Regions from separate parts of the Homo sapiens genome. Here region 2 is linked to region 1. A link is a loop called in an ENCODE intact Hi-C map of the cell type or tissue named here. Cell type or tissue: endothelial cell of umbilical vein. All regions are shown on one strand. Each heading gives the region's core, and the rest is flanking DNA. Links, peaks and the distances in the headings are about the cores only.

Region 1 (7,844 bases), core at 2,122-6,121:
CAACTCTGTAAAATATTTGAAGAGATTTATTCCGAACCAAATATGAGTGAGGCACAGTATCAAGAGGTCCTAAGAACATGTGCCCGGTGTGGTCCGGCTACAGCTTGAATTTATACATTTTAGGGAGACATAAGACACCAGTCAATACATGTAAGATGCAGACTGGTTCCATCTGGAAAGGCAGGACAGCTCGAAGCAGGGGCTTCCAGATCATGGGTAGATTCAAGGATTTTCTAATTGGCAATTGGTTGAAAGTGTTATTGTCTAAAGACCTCTAATCAACAGAGGGGAGTGTCTGGGTTATGATAAGGGATTGTGGAGACCAAGGTTCTTATCATGCAGATGAAGCCTCCAGATTGCGAGCTTCAGAGAGAATAGATTGGAAATGTTTCTTAGACTGAAAAAGGTGCCAGATTTGTGACTGATTCTCTGCTGTGTCAGGGAAAAGACCTGAAAGGGAAGGGGATTCTTTGCAGAATGTAGATTTTTCCAAGAGACAGCTATGCGGGGCCATTTCAAGATATGGCAAAGAAACATATTTGGGGTTAAAATATTTTGATTTATCTGTCATGTGATGTTATGCCAGAGTCAGGTTGGAAAGTAAGCCACATCACATAGGGTTAAATAAAACTGCTTTGAGATTTTATAAGGTGCAACTCCCCAGCCCCTTAGATAGGAATTTGGGCAAGAGGGAAAAAAGGTCAGAGTTTAGTCCTCAGTAGCTAACTGTAACTCCACCTCCTGGGCTCAAAGATCGCTCCCACCTCAGCTTCCCAAGTAGCTGGGACCACAGGCGCACACCTGCTTATTTTTATTTATTTTTTTTAGAGACAGGCGTAACTACGTTGCGCAGGCAGGTTAAGAATGCCTTTTATTATAGTCATTCTAGTGGGTGGTGAGTCATTTCATTTTGTTCTCATGTAAAAGGACAACTTCATAATATGTGAACAAATTCCCTTGGTTTTCTCTTCGAGCATTTTGCAAGTTGTATTTTGTGTTCTATTCTACATTCCGTGCCCTGATAGCTAGGAGTGAGGCAGGGAAAAGCTCAGCTGAGACTATATCTTTGCTAGAATATCTGGTCTCTGGTTTCTTGACTAGGATTTTCTAAATGTCCTGAATCAAAGTTTCCTCCCCAGGGAATGATGCAATGACCCCTGGGGGTCACCCCAGGCTTTGGATCCTTTATCTGGTTCAGCAGGGAACCCCTGAACCCATCAGAGTCCCTCCTGTTTGTTCACGAGCCCTCTCTCACTGGTCTCTTCCCAGCAGCCCTTTTCACTTCCCCCAGCAGTAACAGGAGAAAGATATAGATACCTCTCTTTCTCCGAATTAACCTGTTTTTCCTCACCAGTGAGACCCCCCCACCTTTTTTTTTTTTGGAGACAGAGTTTCGCTCTTGTTGCCCAGGCTGGAGTGCAATGGTATGATCTCGGCTCACAGCAGCCTCTGCCTCCCAGGTTCAAGCAATTCTCCTGCCTCAGCCTCCTGAGTAGCTGGGATTACAGGCACCTGCCACCACGCCCACCTAATTGTTTTGTATTTTTAGTAGAGACGGGGGTTTCACCATGTTGGCCAGGCTGGTCTCGAACTCCTAGCCTCAGGTGATCTGCCCGCCTCGGACTCTCAAAGTGCTGGGATTGCAGGTGTGAGCCACCACGTCTGGCCTCCAGTGAGACTTTCTGAGTTTTGTTGCGCCAGCAGGGCCATTTGCGGGAGTAATCTTACACACCTGAGCAATAATTTTTTTTCCCTGTATTCACAATTTTTTGACGTTTTTGGCATTTGGCTGTATCCTTTTGCTTGTTCGCTGTGGAGTTTTCATTTGTTTGCTGGTTTTGGGCAGGAAGGAGGTGCTGGCTTTTCCTACAGTGTGTTTATCATTTAAGTATTTGAGAAGGGAGATGCTGCAATCCAGCTGCACTCTACCACTTTAAAAATTCTCAGCAATACTTTTAGGTGTTTAGCTTACTCCCAGCAATTCCTCCTTACTCATTCATCAAACTCCTAGTCACTGTGCACCTGCTGCATGGCCGGCAGGGCTCTCAGAGCTGAGCTACAGCAGAGAACCAGAGCCCTGCCTTCGTGGAGCCTTAGTAAATTATGTCCACGTGTCTCCATCAAAGCGTATTTTGCATAAAAGTGTTGTGTTTATGGAAGACAATTTCAATACATTTAAAAGAATTTAAATCAAATTTGCCTAGGTTACAAAATTAACCAATAGGTCTAGTGCATAGCATCACTACAGTTATCATATTATAAATTTGCTAAGAGTAGATTTTAAGTGCTCTTACCATGAAAGAAACGCATACGATGTATATACAATAAAAGTTTAAAAAATGTGTCTACCCCCTAACATTCATGTGACACTTCATACTCTACCAAAAGGGCAGAACAGAGGGGAAGCTTTAGAGCAGGAGCGGAGGAATCTGCCTCCATTTTTCCTGGGTGTTTTTTTTTTTCCTTTTTATGCATATTCTACTTATGTAGTGCCTTCATTTTCAGGCTTTTTCAATGTTGTATTTGAGAAGCTGCATCAGGTACAGCTCATTTTCCACTCATTGCTTACAGGATGAATTAAAATCATTTGCATATTCCGTAGCTGATGATATATGCCCAAAATAAATGCAAGTCTGGCATAAGGCATTAAAAAAAAAGTACAGAGAAATGAAGTTGTGTGGCATAGAGAAGGTATTTTTACATTTTAAAATCTTGAAGCATAAGATCTTTGAAAAAATCTTTTTATACGCACCATAAACCAGTTGTTCCTCAGCAATTTGCAGAAATCAGATCAACATGGTGTTACAGACAAATATTTACTTGAAGCCAATTTCTATATATTATCTCCTTGCAGCCACCTCAACTGCCAGTCCCTGGAATTGTACACAGTCCCTTCAAAACCTTGAGGACACCCGTGGCATTAACTCAGCAAATAAATGAGAGCCTCTGTGTGCACGGCATTGTTCTAGGGACAATGGAGGGGGTAGACATAAATAACCCAGCACCTTCCCGTGAGGCATTACTGGGGTAAATGGAAGAGAGCTGACAAAGCAAGGTAGAGATTCTTAAGGGGAAATCATGACAGATGGCCTGCTGCAGTGATAAATTCTGAGTGTCTAGAGAACTATCAATAGAGGATGGTTGACTGATATGGTTCCCAACCTGTGTGAACAGGATGGCTATCTAATCATATCCCTGGGTCAGAGCCCATAGCTCACACATGATGGACTGAGTATTTGTGTCTTTTCCACCCCAAATTCACATGTGGAAATCCTCACCACTGTAATGATGGTATCAGGAGGTGGGACCTTTGGGAGGTGATCAGGTCATGAGGGTGGAGCTCTCAGGATTGGGATTAGTGCCCTTATAGAAGAGGCCCCAGAGAGATCTTCCCTGCCTCTACCATGTGAGGATGTGAGAAGATGTTATGAGGAAGAAGGCCCTCACCAGATACCAAATTTACCAGCACCTTCATCTTGGACTTTCTAGCTTCCAGAACTCTTAAGAAATAAATTTCTGTTGTTAAGCCACGCCGTTTATGGTATTGTTATAGCAATCCTGAAAATCTAAGACAGCAGAGGAATAGAACCTGAAGGTCAGACTCCAACATGGCATTTTGCTGCCAGCAGAGGCCCATGGGATTTGCTACAAGAGATTGCACCCACACTCCCTAGTGCCCTTTGAAAGTATAGTTTTACTTTGCAGTTTCTTTTTGGGGCTGTGTATGAGTTCATCGTTCATAAATTTGTTTGTACTATTTGAAAATCTCTTCGTATTTCCTGCTAGTTCTGTCTCAGGCCATCAGCTCTATCAAAGTCCTTGATCTGAAGCATTCCTGACTGGCTTACATCCTTCAGGTTCCAAGGGCTATGCCCTTGTGCAAACTTTTTAGGATTTGGGAACAAGTTCATTTATGCCTCCTTTCATGGATTCTGAATCTTTGAGCTTTACTCTCAGACACTGCAGCTTCATTATCTAATTCAGGCCCCAGAGCCACAAAAATGGTTAATCAAGGATGCTGTTACCTATTTCCACCAAGGGCAATGCATACTTCCTACTAACTTCCCACCGACTCCCTGGTTCCACCTTGCATGGTTGCTCAACAGGGAAGTATTAGATTCTCTTCTACACAGAGCTACATAAGGAGACTCAGGAGACATTTTTATTATAGTTAGCAAAGGGGCTACTTCTTGAAGAAAAGATCGTCTTCTAAAGAAACACCTGCTCAATCAACAGTTTAACGGATACAAAAAGTGTGTCTTTGCTCTCAGAAAGAAAGGTCCACATAAACCGGGTTACTCCCATCCTGAAGAACTGCTCATGCTCTGTGACAAGTTCCTCGTAAACAAAACAAAACAAAACCAGTTTTTTTTTCTGTTTCTGGAACTAGAATGGGGAAGCAAATGTAATGGGGATGCGCCACCTAGCGACGAGAGATGGAACTGTCACTCAACTAAGAAAAGGACTGTGCTTTAAACAGCAGCAAGTGATCACTGAAACCTTTCAGGTAAACTGAAATCAATAAATCATCTGCTGAATGAAATATGCAGATATTTTATAGCTTCTAGATATGATATGGTGGTTAACAGTCTTCTGGATAATACACACAAGTGTTTAAAAAGCAGTAACTCAGATACCCACATTTGAAAGAAAAAATGCTAAGTTTTTAAATGTTTCAAAAGCAAGCTTGAGTAAAAATCTTTTTGAATAACTGAGTTTTTTTTCCCCGATAAAGGGTCTATAACAGATCTATACTCAAAAACATTTATATATTTCCACTGTGTCAATAAACCAGCCAATTATGACTCTGTTAGAATGGAGTAATGCCCTGAAAGATAAAAATGTTATTCTTAACAATAAAGGTAAGTTGTAATGATTATTCAAGATTATATTTAATATAGAAAACAGGCCCACAGTATTTCTTAACTTGCAATTTTATTAATTTTTCAGTACTCTTACCTTTTATATACTACTAAGAAAATTTAAACCATAACTAGACATAAACATTCTGCAGTTTAATTCAAATTTTCATATATACAGACCAGACTACATATGTATTACACTGCAAAACTTACACATGACTGAAGCTGAGCCTAATAACTTCAATTAGCCAACAACAGAAACACTCCCACTTCCTGCAGTCACAGCAATTAGCTAACAATAAAAACACTCCCACTTCCTGCAGTCACAGCTGAAAGACTTTTCAAGGCAGACTACATTTGGGCTGGAGATACAAGTGATGTAGTTTGACTTGGGCAATACAAAACAAAAGTCATAGGAATTAAATGGATTTTCAATCACTGTATAATTCATTCTCCTGGCTTAAGTACGTTTTAATTTTTTCACAGAAAAAAATATATTTCAGGCAAATAAAAACAAATTCCAGATTAGCATAGTTCAGCGTTTCATTTATCTTACCTTTATCAAGGCAAACAAAGTACAGATGCTGTACATTAAAAACATAGAAATATATCACTCACACCACATCAACTCCTACGGACAAAAGGGCTTTTTCTAAGCCCTGCTCCTTTCTGAAGCACACACCACAGCTAAATGTACAAAGAGCCATCTGCTGGTCCAACATAGCCAACTCCAATGAGCAGGACGTCTATCAGCGTCCATATTCCCAGGCCACCGAAGCTGAAGAGCTTGCCGAGGCCTTCCCGCCACTGGCCCAGGTAGAAACGGTCTGCTCCAAACCCACCGAGGGTGATGCTGCGATGGCAAACAGACAGGATTCCATGAGACCACCTCCACCCCAGCTGTGGCCAGTCACGGTTTAATCACCACATTATGTCAGATTTGAGAAAGGGCTTCCCCTGATCGTAGCCCTTAACTGGAACACAAGTGACTATTTCACAAACTGACACCACCAAATAATTACGGGCAGGAAGACAGTTTAAATGTCAAAAGTAAACATACAATTTTTAGCTGTACTAAAAAACCAATGTTTTCTTTTTTTAAAGTTATCAATCTCATTGCTTTTTAGTCAAAATAAAGCAAAGACCCAGTCTAACAGGAAGTGCACTAACACGGGGTCAGGGCTGGAGTCAGGAGGAGCTCACCACCACCTGGACGACCTGGATCAAGTCATCCATGTTTTCAGTCTATTTTTTCATTCATCTCTAAAATCTTAATGTTAGGAATAAATCCTTAAAAGATTTAAGGATCTTTTAAATTCTAAGATCTAATAATACTGAAACTATATTATGGAAAATTTCTAAACACCTAACAATAAAAAGTAAAGAGAACAGTACCCATGACTCAGCTCCAATAATCAACACTTGGCCAGCTGTGTTTCATCAAAACCCTCCTCTTTCCCCTCCAGAGTACCCTGAAGCAAACCTTGGGCATCATCTCATTACAGTGATGATTTTAAAAGAAACCATGTTGCCGGGCGCGGTGGCTCACGCCTGTCATCCCAGCACTCTGGGAGGCTGAGGCAGGCGGATCACAAGGTCAGGAGATCCAGACCATCCTGGCTAACACGGTGAAACCCTGTCTCTATTAAAAATACAAAAAATTAGCCAGGCGTGGTGGCGGGCGCCTGTAGTCCCAGCTGCTCGGGAGGCTGAGGCAGGAGAATGGCGTGAACCTGGGAGGTGGAGCTTGCAGTAAGCCGAGATTGAGCCACTGCACTCCAGCCTGGGTGACAGAGAGAGACTCCGTTAAAAAAAAAAAAAAAAAAAAAAAGCAAAAAAAAAAAAAAACCATGTTGAGTGCTGAGAAGTTTTAATTGTTGAAAGTATGTTACAGTATAGTACTGTAAGAGGTTAACAATGTAGGGAAACCAGGTTAGGGGTATATAAGAACTCTACTATCTTTGCAACTTTTCTGTAAATTAAAATTATTCCAAGTTTCAAACATTTATTTATTTTTTTAAAAAGCCAGTTGTTAATTTGAACCATTGTCAGCAATGGTTACTAATCTTTTTTTTTGAGACAGAATCTCACTCTGTCACTGAGGCTGGAGTGCAGTGGTGCAATGCCAGCTCACTGCAGCCTCCTCCTCCTGGGCTCAAGTGATCTTCCCATTGCAGCCTACCACGCAGCTGGAACCACAGACATGAACCACGATGGCAGGCTTTTGTATTTTTGGTAGAGATGGGGTTTCACCATGTTGGCCAGGCTGGTCTTGAACTCCTGACCTCAAGCAATCCGCCAGCCTCGGCCTCCCAAAGCGCTGGGATTACAGGTGTGAGCCATCGCGCCCGCCCTATCTTATTTTTGTTAGTCTCATTTTCTATCCTGGCACCCTCTTTTACTTTTCAGTTACACTTTTCCTGCCAGGCAAGATCCTTCTTTCCTCAGCTCAAATTCTAATGCAGTGGTTCTCAGCAAGGGGCAATTTTGTCCCCTAGGGGACACCTGGCAACATCTGGAGACACACTGTCACAGCTGCAAGGGATGGGGGGTTTGCTACTGACAAGTAGTAGGTAGAGGCCAGTGATGCTGCTCAACACCCTGCTATGCACAGCACAGCCCCAAGACAAAAACTCATTCAGCCCAGAACGTCAGCAGTGATGAGGCTGAGAAATCCTGCCCTATGGCTGCAATGCTGCAGGCCTCAGGGTCTCAGGCACGAACTCAAAACTTCAAGTGTAGGCAGCGTAACCTTTTCACTAATCAGTTAACCAGGGTCTTACCTGCCCTTCCCTTTGGTGGGAAGAACTGCTATAATTTCTTAAAGTACTGTTGAGAAGTTTAACAAACAGCACATTTCTATGTAAGAAATATAAGCCTATAATTATCTGCTGCTGATGAAATTATAGGTAATTTTTAATGTTTTTGTCATTTTCATTTTTCCAGTTTTCAGTGTTCATCATGTATTACTTTTTATAATAG
Region 2 (7,978 bases), core at 2,716-6,715, 360 kb before region 1:
ATGTTTGATAGACAAATTGAAGTCCATAAATCTCCTTGAATAAAGATGCTAAAAATGTTATTCTTGTTTTTTAAATAGTTTCGTTTTTACAAAGTTCTGTACATAAAAATAAATATACAGAAACAAACCCCATCAACTGTCCACATCAGTAATCCTCACTGGTGGGCTCACCATTGATAAGGAAGACATCATTCAACGCAACCTGTCACAGAGACTGTCCTAGCAGCAAGGATTTCTAACCTCAAAAGAACATTACTAGGCCTCTTTTATCAAGATTGCTAATCATCTAGAGGCCTTTACCTACCAACTAGCAATTAACCATGAAATCAATGAATGCAATCACTGTCTCCAAGTAGAATGTGACCAATGACCTCATGCCTAGAGGCAACATCTATACCTTTTGCTGACTGGAGCCCTGACATATGCAGGTGTAGTTAGGAACAGAAATCAACCCCACCTCCCCTTGGCTAGTCACTGTGAAAAGCGTGCGTAAGGCAATTGAATCGAGGGTTAAGGGTTCATCTTGCTAATGTCAAAAGTGACACTAACAAGATTCTTAGCCTCATCCGCCAGATGACGGGCCTCTGCGTCCAGGTCTCCAGGAGCAAGCTCCGCCTCCTTCACCAGACAACGGGTTATAACCTGGGAGGACAGAAAAGCAGCACAACAGTATTGATAAAAATCTGAAAATCTGGGAACATTGTATATCCACAATAAAATTATGAGAGTGACACGCAAAGCACTGCAAAGATACAGATCCTAAGGGACATTTAAAAAAACCTTTTAGCTATGTGAAAAAAAAAAAAACCTTTATATTGTGATTGCCATTTGAACTGATTGTCTGGTGGGGAAAAAAGTCATTCAGCTTCTTTGTCCCAACCTCCGAAACACATGCAAAAGGGTCACCAAAAAACTCTCTCAAGAGGGCCTGATTTAAGTATATGAATCCTCCTATCACAGTGCTTACTAAAACTCATACATTCAAATAAGGGCTGTTCACGCTACAGAAAACAGATTAAAAAAAATCAAGAGTCAAACTTGTCACTTCTACCAGTCAGAACGGGGTCTTCTGTATCCTTCCCTACCCCCAACCACCCCACTCCCTCATGAGCTTCCCAAAGTCAGTGCACAACTGGTAACCTGGTTGAGTGCTAAGGTTCTAGGGCCACCCAGAACTTAAATGTTACTTTTACTCCTTACTTATAGTGGAATCTTTGGGCAATTAAACACTGTGCCTCAGTTTCCTTATTTGTAAAGCCAGGCTAGTCAAAAGTCCCAGCTCAGAAATGCTGGGGATGCTGAAAGAGGCCGTGCAGGCAAGCACACCCTGCATTCCATCTTCTACGATTTCCATTCCTCTCCTAAATATCACCTCTATGTGTCTAAAAATAAGCTTCCGGCAGGACCATTTAAAAATAGCATTTTCTTTCCAGATGCATCACCTTCTCTACAGCAAGCCAGGTTTAGTCTTCTGACACAAAGGGGATTACAGCTCAGCGTTTAAGGTCAGCCAAGTCTGTGGCCCTGCTGCCTTGGAGCCCATGCCCCAGTCTTTCCTCAGTCCTCAAAGACACCATCAGGGCCTCTGCGGTGCCCCTCTCCTCCTATGGAGGATACAAAATCTTCCGCCTTGGTTCCTACAGTGTTCTAGTGTGTTTGTTCTTTCCTTCCTCAGCAGTAACTTGCAACTCTTAGCCAGAATCACCAAGGATTGCTTATTTTCGTTTGTGAGTCCCATCTTCCCAGATTTGAAATTCTCAGGGATGGGATGAAGACAGACTGCTGTGGCATCATCCAGAGTCCCCGGGGCAGTGCTGCACACAGGAAGCAGCTTTGGATGAGCATCTGTCTGCTACTCCTTGTTATTTGCAAGAAACAAGGTGGTCCCAGCCAGAAAGACCAAAACCACTGTGTTCCAGCTCCTTGACACTCATCTGAAGATTGGCAGACAATTCCTCACCCTACTTAGCTCTCCCTCTACGGGGCTGCAGAAGGATCAAGTTAGAATACTATAAGTACAATCCTTCTAAGTACTTAGTGAGGACCTAGGAGGTGATTTGCATCTGTTTCCTTTATTGAATCTTCACAATCCTAAGGAATTAGTCTTAATTTATGGACAAAGAAACAAACAATCTTGTTCCTAAAAGGTAACTATATCCTGTAAGTGTTGAAAATCTGTTAACATTTGACATCAGTGGTGCTTACCTCCTCCCCGCAAAGGCTTTCTGTCCGATTTCCGTTTCAGGACAGATGAAGTGGAAGGCCCAGGACTGTCTTCCTCCTGTTTGAACACACACAGTAGTGTAAGAAGCAATTAAAACATTCTACTTGGCAATCTTCATCTACCGCATGCCAGCCGGCCGAGGTCTCCAGTCACCTGGGGCTTCTTTGCATTTCCTTTGTAACTTTTTCCTTCTTGCATGCTGTCCCACATTTCAATCTTCTGTCTCCTTTTTTCTTCTTCAAGCTGAGAAACAATCACATTTTACAGAAAGAATTCAGAAGCTGCCATTTCTCTCAAAGACAAAGCTAACTCTGATAATTCTTAATTTAAATGTCTTTCAGAACAAACTTCACCCTCGTTTTCTTTAGTTAATAAAACTGTTGTGATCTGGTAGTGTGAGTTTAACTCACATAGAGCAGCTTTGGTTTTTGTACACTATTAAAGAAAGCAAAATGTTTCATGAAAAAGATTACTGACTCCATTCTTCTGAAACTCACTCCTGTCAGGACATTTTTGGTAATGGGGAAGACACAGGCACATGCACACACACACTCACATGCTCCCTGCTCCAGCCTGTCCCTCCTTTTGTGCTCTGGACCTTTCATGGTAATATATTCACACATCTAGTGTTCCCTAACAATCGTGTATTCTTCTTGATATCACCAATACTTACATGGTAGGAACTGAAATGCTTATTGAATCTAATGGGATAGGACCTGGTCCTAGAAGCTTATAGACAACACAGACACAGGCATCGTTAGCCACTAAACCTCAGACAATTTCTATGCACACATTCAAACTGAAACCAGTTCATACTTGTTTCAGTTTTTCCTTATGCTTTTCAACTTGCGCATTTAGTTCTTCTTGCATTTTCAGTCGAGCAGCTGCTAAAGCTTCTTGTCGTTTAACAACAACATCAGGTTCTAAAATGTCAGAAAAAAATGGAGATAAAGCACTGTGTACAATATAAAATAGAAACTTTTGAGTGTCCATATTATTAAAAGTATAAAGAGGTATGGATATCAGACAATGAAACAACATATTTTTACATAAGTACTCCTAACCCCTCTGCATACATTTTACTGCTTCAGGGGGCAGGGGTCTGTTGCTGAGCCACGGATTTTAGCCCGAAATATCTACATCACCAGAAATCTGTTAGAAATGCCAATTTCTGAGTTCCCCTGAGCAATTCCGATTCATAAAGCCTGGGATAGTGGCCACACAGAGCACATCTTGGATACCTCAGTGACACCCACAGTCTCTAGGCTGACTAGAATCCTGGAAGACTACCAAGGAAATATAAAGTTTTCTAAATCATTATCCATCCCTTAATTAGCGCAGAAGATTCTTAAGTATTTGTTTCTACAGAAAAGAAAAATCCTTCCAAATAGCATTATGAATAGAAATGAACTCATTTCTATTCATAACGTCTACTCATAGAGTCTCGCTCTTTGCAACAAGGCTAGACTCCATCTCATAGAAAAAAAAAAAAAAAAGAAAGAAAAGACAGTCTCACTCTGTTGCCCAGGCTGGAGTGCAGTGGCACAATCTCAGCTCACTGCAATCTCCAGCTCCCAGGTTCAAGCGATTTCTCCTGCCTCAGCCACCCTAATAGCTGGGATTACAGGTGCCCGTCACCACGCCCCACTAATATTTGTATTTTTAGTAGAGACAGGGTTTCACCATGTTGGCCAGGCTGTTCTCGAACCCCTGACCTCAAGTCATCCTCCTGCCTCGGCTTCCCAAAGTGCTGGGATTACAGGTGTGAGCCACCGCGCCCCACCGAGAACCATATACTTCCTACTTTTTTTTTTTTTTTTTTTTTAAAGACAAGGTCTCAATCAATTGCCCAGGCTGGAGTGTAGTGTGGCCCGAGCATAGCCCACTGCAGCTTTGACTCCCTGGACTCAAGTGATTATCCCGCCTCAGCCTCCTGAGCAGCTGGGACTACAGGTGCGTGCCGCCACTCCCGGCTATTTTTTTTTTTTTTAAATAGAGACAGGGTCTTCCTGTGTGGCCCCTCTTACTTTTACTAAGAGACTAACTCTTAATATAAAGGAGGTGCAAAACCACCGCTTTCATTTCGGTTATCAGGCACTAACCCACAGCAGCCGCAGCTCGGTCCAGCTGCCTCTGCCTCAAGGCTCTTAGCCGGGCGGAAAGCTTCTGAAAGACCACGTAGAGAAGGATGCAGCTGAAGACGATGTACCAGCCATAGGTGGCCAGCAGGGAGCCCACTGAAAAGAAAAACAGTTTTCAAAAAACTAAAAATGACACTACTAGTTGACCTTTCCATAAGACTCAACAAACACAAAGTGTAACTCCTGCCCTCAAAGCCTTCATGGTCTAGGCTGAGGAAAAAGCCTCCTAAGTAGATCGTTAAAACACGAACTCAAGAAGTGCGACAATTCAGGGATCACTGAGAAGTGAGACTTCCCAACCATCTGGGGAGTCGGGGGCAGTTAGAGTGTGGAGGGCACAGCAACTGGGTTTTGAAGAATGAAGAGCAACTAATCTGAATCAGGAAGGCAAAGGCCTTTCAGAGCCACATAGAAAGGGGTGACAGCGCGGGGAGTCAGGAGTGTGTATGGGGCTGTGTGGGACGGGTCCCAGAGGCAAACGCCAACGGCCGAGTGACCCCAGTAACTACCACAGGAAGGGCTTGGTTCGCAAAAAAGACTTGCGCAAACAAGGGACAGCCGAGCCGCCCAGGGAAGTGCGGCTCCCGAGAAGCCTCCGCGCAAGGTCCGGGCCTGCTGCCCAAGGTCCGCGTAAGCGCCAACGCCCGACCGTTCCCAGGCCTCCCAGGCTCCGGCGCCCGGTGCAGCGGCGGACGACCCACCCATCATGGCTGCGCGTCGCAAAAGTGGCGGCGCGCGCCCGGCTGCCCCGCAACGACTCACCCGTGGTGTGCAGGAAGCGCAGCCCCTCGGTCTCCAGGGCCGGCCGCGCGGACAGAGACTCCTCTTGGCGTTCCATGACCGCCGCCGCCGCCGCCGCCCAGCCCTGCCGCCGCGCCTCCAGCCGGGCGCTTCCGGTGCGCTCCTACGCACACGTGGCGCGCCCGGACGCGGTCGTGGTCCCGGCCAATCGCAGGCCGACCCCGCCCCGTCGCTGGGCCAAACGCAGGGGGGCGTGGCCGAGGGGCGTGGCGGGGGAGAAATCCCGGCTACGCTCGCCGGGGCCGGGACAGCGCGTGTGGGAACGTTCTGTGCTATCTCTTGGCTTGAGTCGGGGGTGGAGGACGGACCTCGTTCACGGATTTCTTACCGAATTTCTACTTTCTTTTTTTTTTCTAATTGGACACTGAAGCCAAGGAAGTCAGTGGTCGCCCGGAAGCAGGATTTGCACCCACATCCTTGCCCGGGGCACATTGGACAACAGGGCTCAGTTGGTTGACGACTCCCAGCATTTGAGGGTTGCAGCCAACGTCCACCCCAAGTGAAGACACGAAATGTGAGCAGCCTCCTGCTCCTGCTGCTGGTGATACCTTTCAGGCCAAGAAAGTCCCCACCGATCCTCAAGGTTCTTTCTCCAAAATCAAAGCCTTTTAGGAAAGAACGATCATAGTAACTGCTCTAACCTGTGTTGAATTATACTGTATCACCACAAGACACGATCACAGAGTTACTTATAATAGTGTCCTGGCTGTGTTCCTCTGCCTGCAACGCCGTCCCGCACCCTCTTCCACCACTCAAACGTCACCACCTTTATGGTGACCATAACCATCCTATTTGAAATGTGACCTTGGGTTTTTCTGGAGCATTTGAAGTGCACATACCTAGCTGTGTTTCAAAAGAAGGGTTGGGAATTGGGAATAGAACTGAAAAAATAATGAATAGGTGACAACATCCGAGTGCTGCGTCACCACTGTCGCCAGGAGCAGTGTGGGGAAGGCAAACCATGACATGAAGCGTGAACGCAATCAGTGTTTCTTCAATGCAGGTTTGCCAAGAAGTTCCTCAAGGGGGACAGCTGCAGGGATTTGAGCACTGACCTCATCAAGCTTTCCCAGCAGTGTGTTCAGAAAGCAATAAAGGGGACCTGGCATTCATGAGCCATAGCAAAGAGAAGCCTGAAAGCTCTTCTTCCCTGTTGGCCACCTTGAAAATGGACTCCTCAGATGAACCGAGGACTCTGGATGTTATCCATAAAGGCTGTGAAGATAGCTTATCGATTTAATGAGGAATTTTAGGAGGGAGAATTTCCTTCTTCATGTTTGCCTTTCCGTTGTAAAAGGTGATGAACCATCACCACTCTTTGCTTTGCTACAGATGATTTCTCACTTGCTCTGGCATCTTGCAGGAACATTTATGTGCTAAATTGAATGACTTCTATGGAATTAGTTGCAATTCTCAGTCCCAGATTAGCTTTAAATCCGCCTTACATCTAAATACTGATAAACTAGACAGGATGAGCAGGGTTGCCTCAACTATTTTGTTAGGCTGTGAAGGACATTAGGTATACCGTACTGGGGTCATAGTTCATGGAAAAAAATGGTTAGGGCCTCACTTTTCTCTCAGGAAACTCATACCAAAACAGTTTCAATCAATGCTTGGGAGCAGTTTTATTTTTATACAGTAACTTAACAGGATGGTTTAACACAAGAGTTCCCCATCTTGACAAGGTGTCAGATGAAGACTTGAGAGCTTCAAGAATGTTGCAGTGGGCCAGGAGTGGTGGCTCTTGCCTGTAATCCTATTGCACTTTAGGAGGCTGAGGCAGGAGGATCACTTGAGGCCAGGAGTTCAAGACCAGCCTGGGCAACACAGCAAGATCCCATCTCTACAAAAAAATTTGGCCAGGCACGGTGGCTCACGCCTGTAATCCCAGCACTTTGGGAGGCCGAGGTGCATGGATCACCTGAGGTCAGGAGTTCAAGACCAGCCTGGCTAACATGGTGAAACCCTGTCTCTACTAAAAATACAAAAATTAGCCAGGTGTGATGGCGGGCGCCTGTAATCCCAGCTACTAGGGAGGCTGAGGCAGGAGAATCGCTTGAACCTGGGAGGCAGAGGTTGCAGTGAGCTAAGATTGTACCACTGCACTCCACAGCCTGGATGACAGAGCAAGACTGTCTAAAAAAGAAAGAAAAGAAAAGAAAAAAAACCCACAAAACTTAGTTATGGAAGAAGATCCTAAATTGCAAAGATTTGTTGTTGCCGGCTTTCAATCCATGTCAATGAATTAAAGTCAACGTGCACAGTATAAAAATGCCAAAATGTTGCATCTGATTAAATGAAGGGAACGTTTGCTTTATTTGCCTTGTTTAGCTACCTTATCCTGTAATGTCTGTAATCACAAAGATGGAATAAATTGTAACATTTTAGGTTCTATCATTAAAAAAAGGCAACAATCCTTTTCACTCAGGACTTTGCGATATAAAATGGAAACCAGTATTAACTCATGAAAATAATGCACATTCTAAGCATATAGAAAACCAAAGTATCCTTGTAAACTATTGTGAACTATTGTATACATATATACATATAATGCATATATTCCACTAAAATCTAATAGATATTATTTGAATGCATGGATGATGGCTTTTCAGTTCCTAGCACATTGATCTTATGGTCCTATTGATAGAAGTTACTCATCCTAGCCAGGAATTTGTTACCTTTGTCCCTTTAATCAGGTGTTATAACCTCACCTGGCTTGGCTTGTCTAGAACTGGAAAGGTATTTCAACAAACACTTTGCTCAATGTAATTGCTCAGGTATTATTTGCAAAAAGAGGACAAAGGTGGACAGT

What was found. Peaks named below come from ENCODE experiments on the same cell type or tissue, not always from the same donor. Only the 100,000 strongest peaks of a DNase experiment are listed, where the experiment ranks them.
Region 2: it touches region 1 in a loop (10-fold over the local background); 14 of 110 quality-filtered maps call a loop at or near these places.

What each region holds. Positions count from the first base shown.
Region 1 is chr15:101,636,930-101,644,773 of GRCh38, forward strand. It overlaps TM2D3 (TM2 domain containing 3), which reads right to left. Exons shown (of 6, transcript NM_078474.3): 6 at 4,919-5,715. The coding sequence ends at 5,550. Among named protein-coding and RNA genes, the nearest start is that of TM2D3, 12 kb to the right of the region's middle. RefSeq lists a silencer at 4,354-4,513. In endothelial cell of umbilical vein, for the core only: a CTCF peak has its summit at 4,439 (motif pointing left); DNase peaks (open chromatin) are centred at 4,412 and 5,162; H3K27ac peaks cover 1,660 bases.
Region 2 is chr15:101,272,215-101,280,192 of GRCh38, forward strand. It overlaps SELENOS (selenoprotein S), which reads right to left and starts at 5,271. Exons shown (of 6, transcript NM_018445.6): 1 at 5,128-5,271; 2 at 4,327-4,461; 3 at 3,041-3,147; 4 at 2,378-2,467; 5 at 2,206-2,281; 6 at 1-642. The coding sequence starts at 5,203. The coding sequence ends at 557. RefSeq lists a silencer at 5,147-5,476. In endothelial cell of umbilical vein, for the core only: a CTCF peak has its summit at 4,476; DNase peaks (open chromatin) are centred at 4,577 and 5,317; H3K4me3 peaks cover 1,639 bases; H3K27ac peaks cover 883 bases.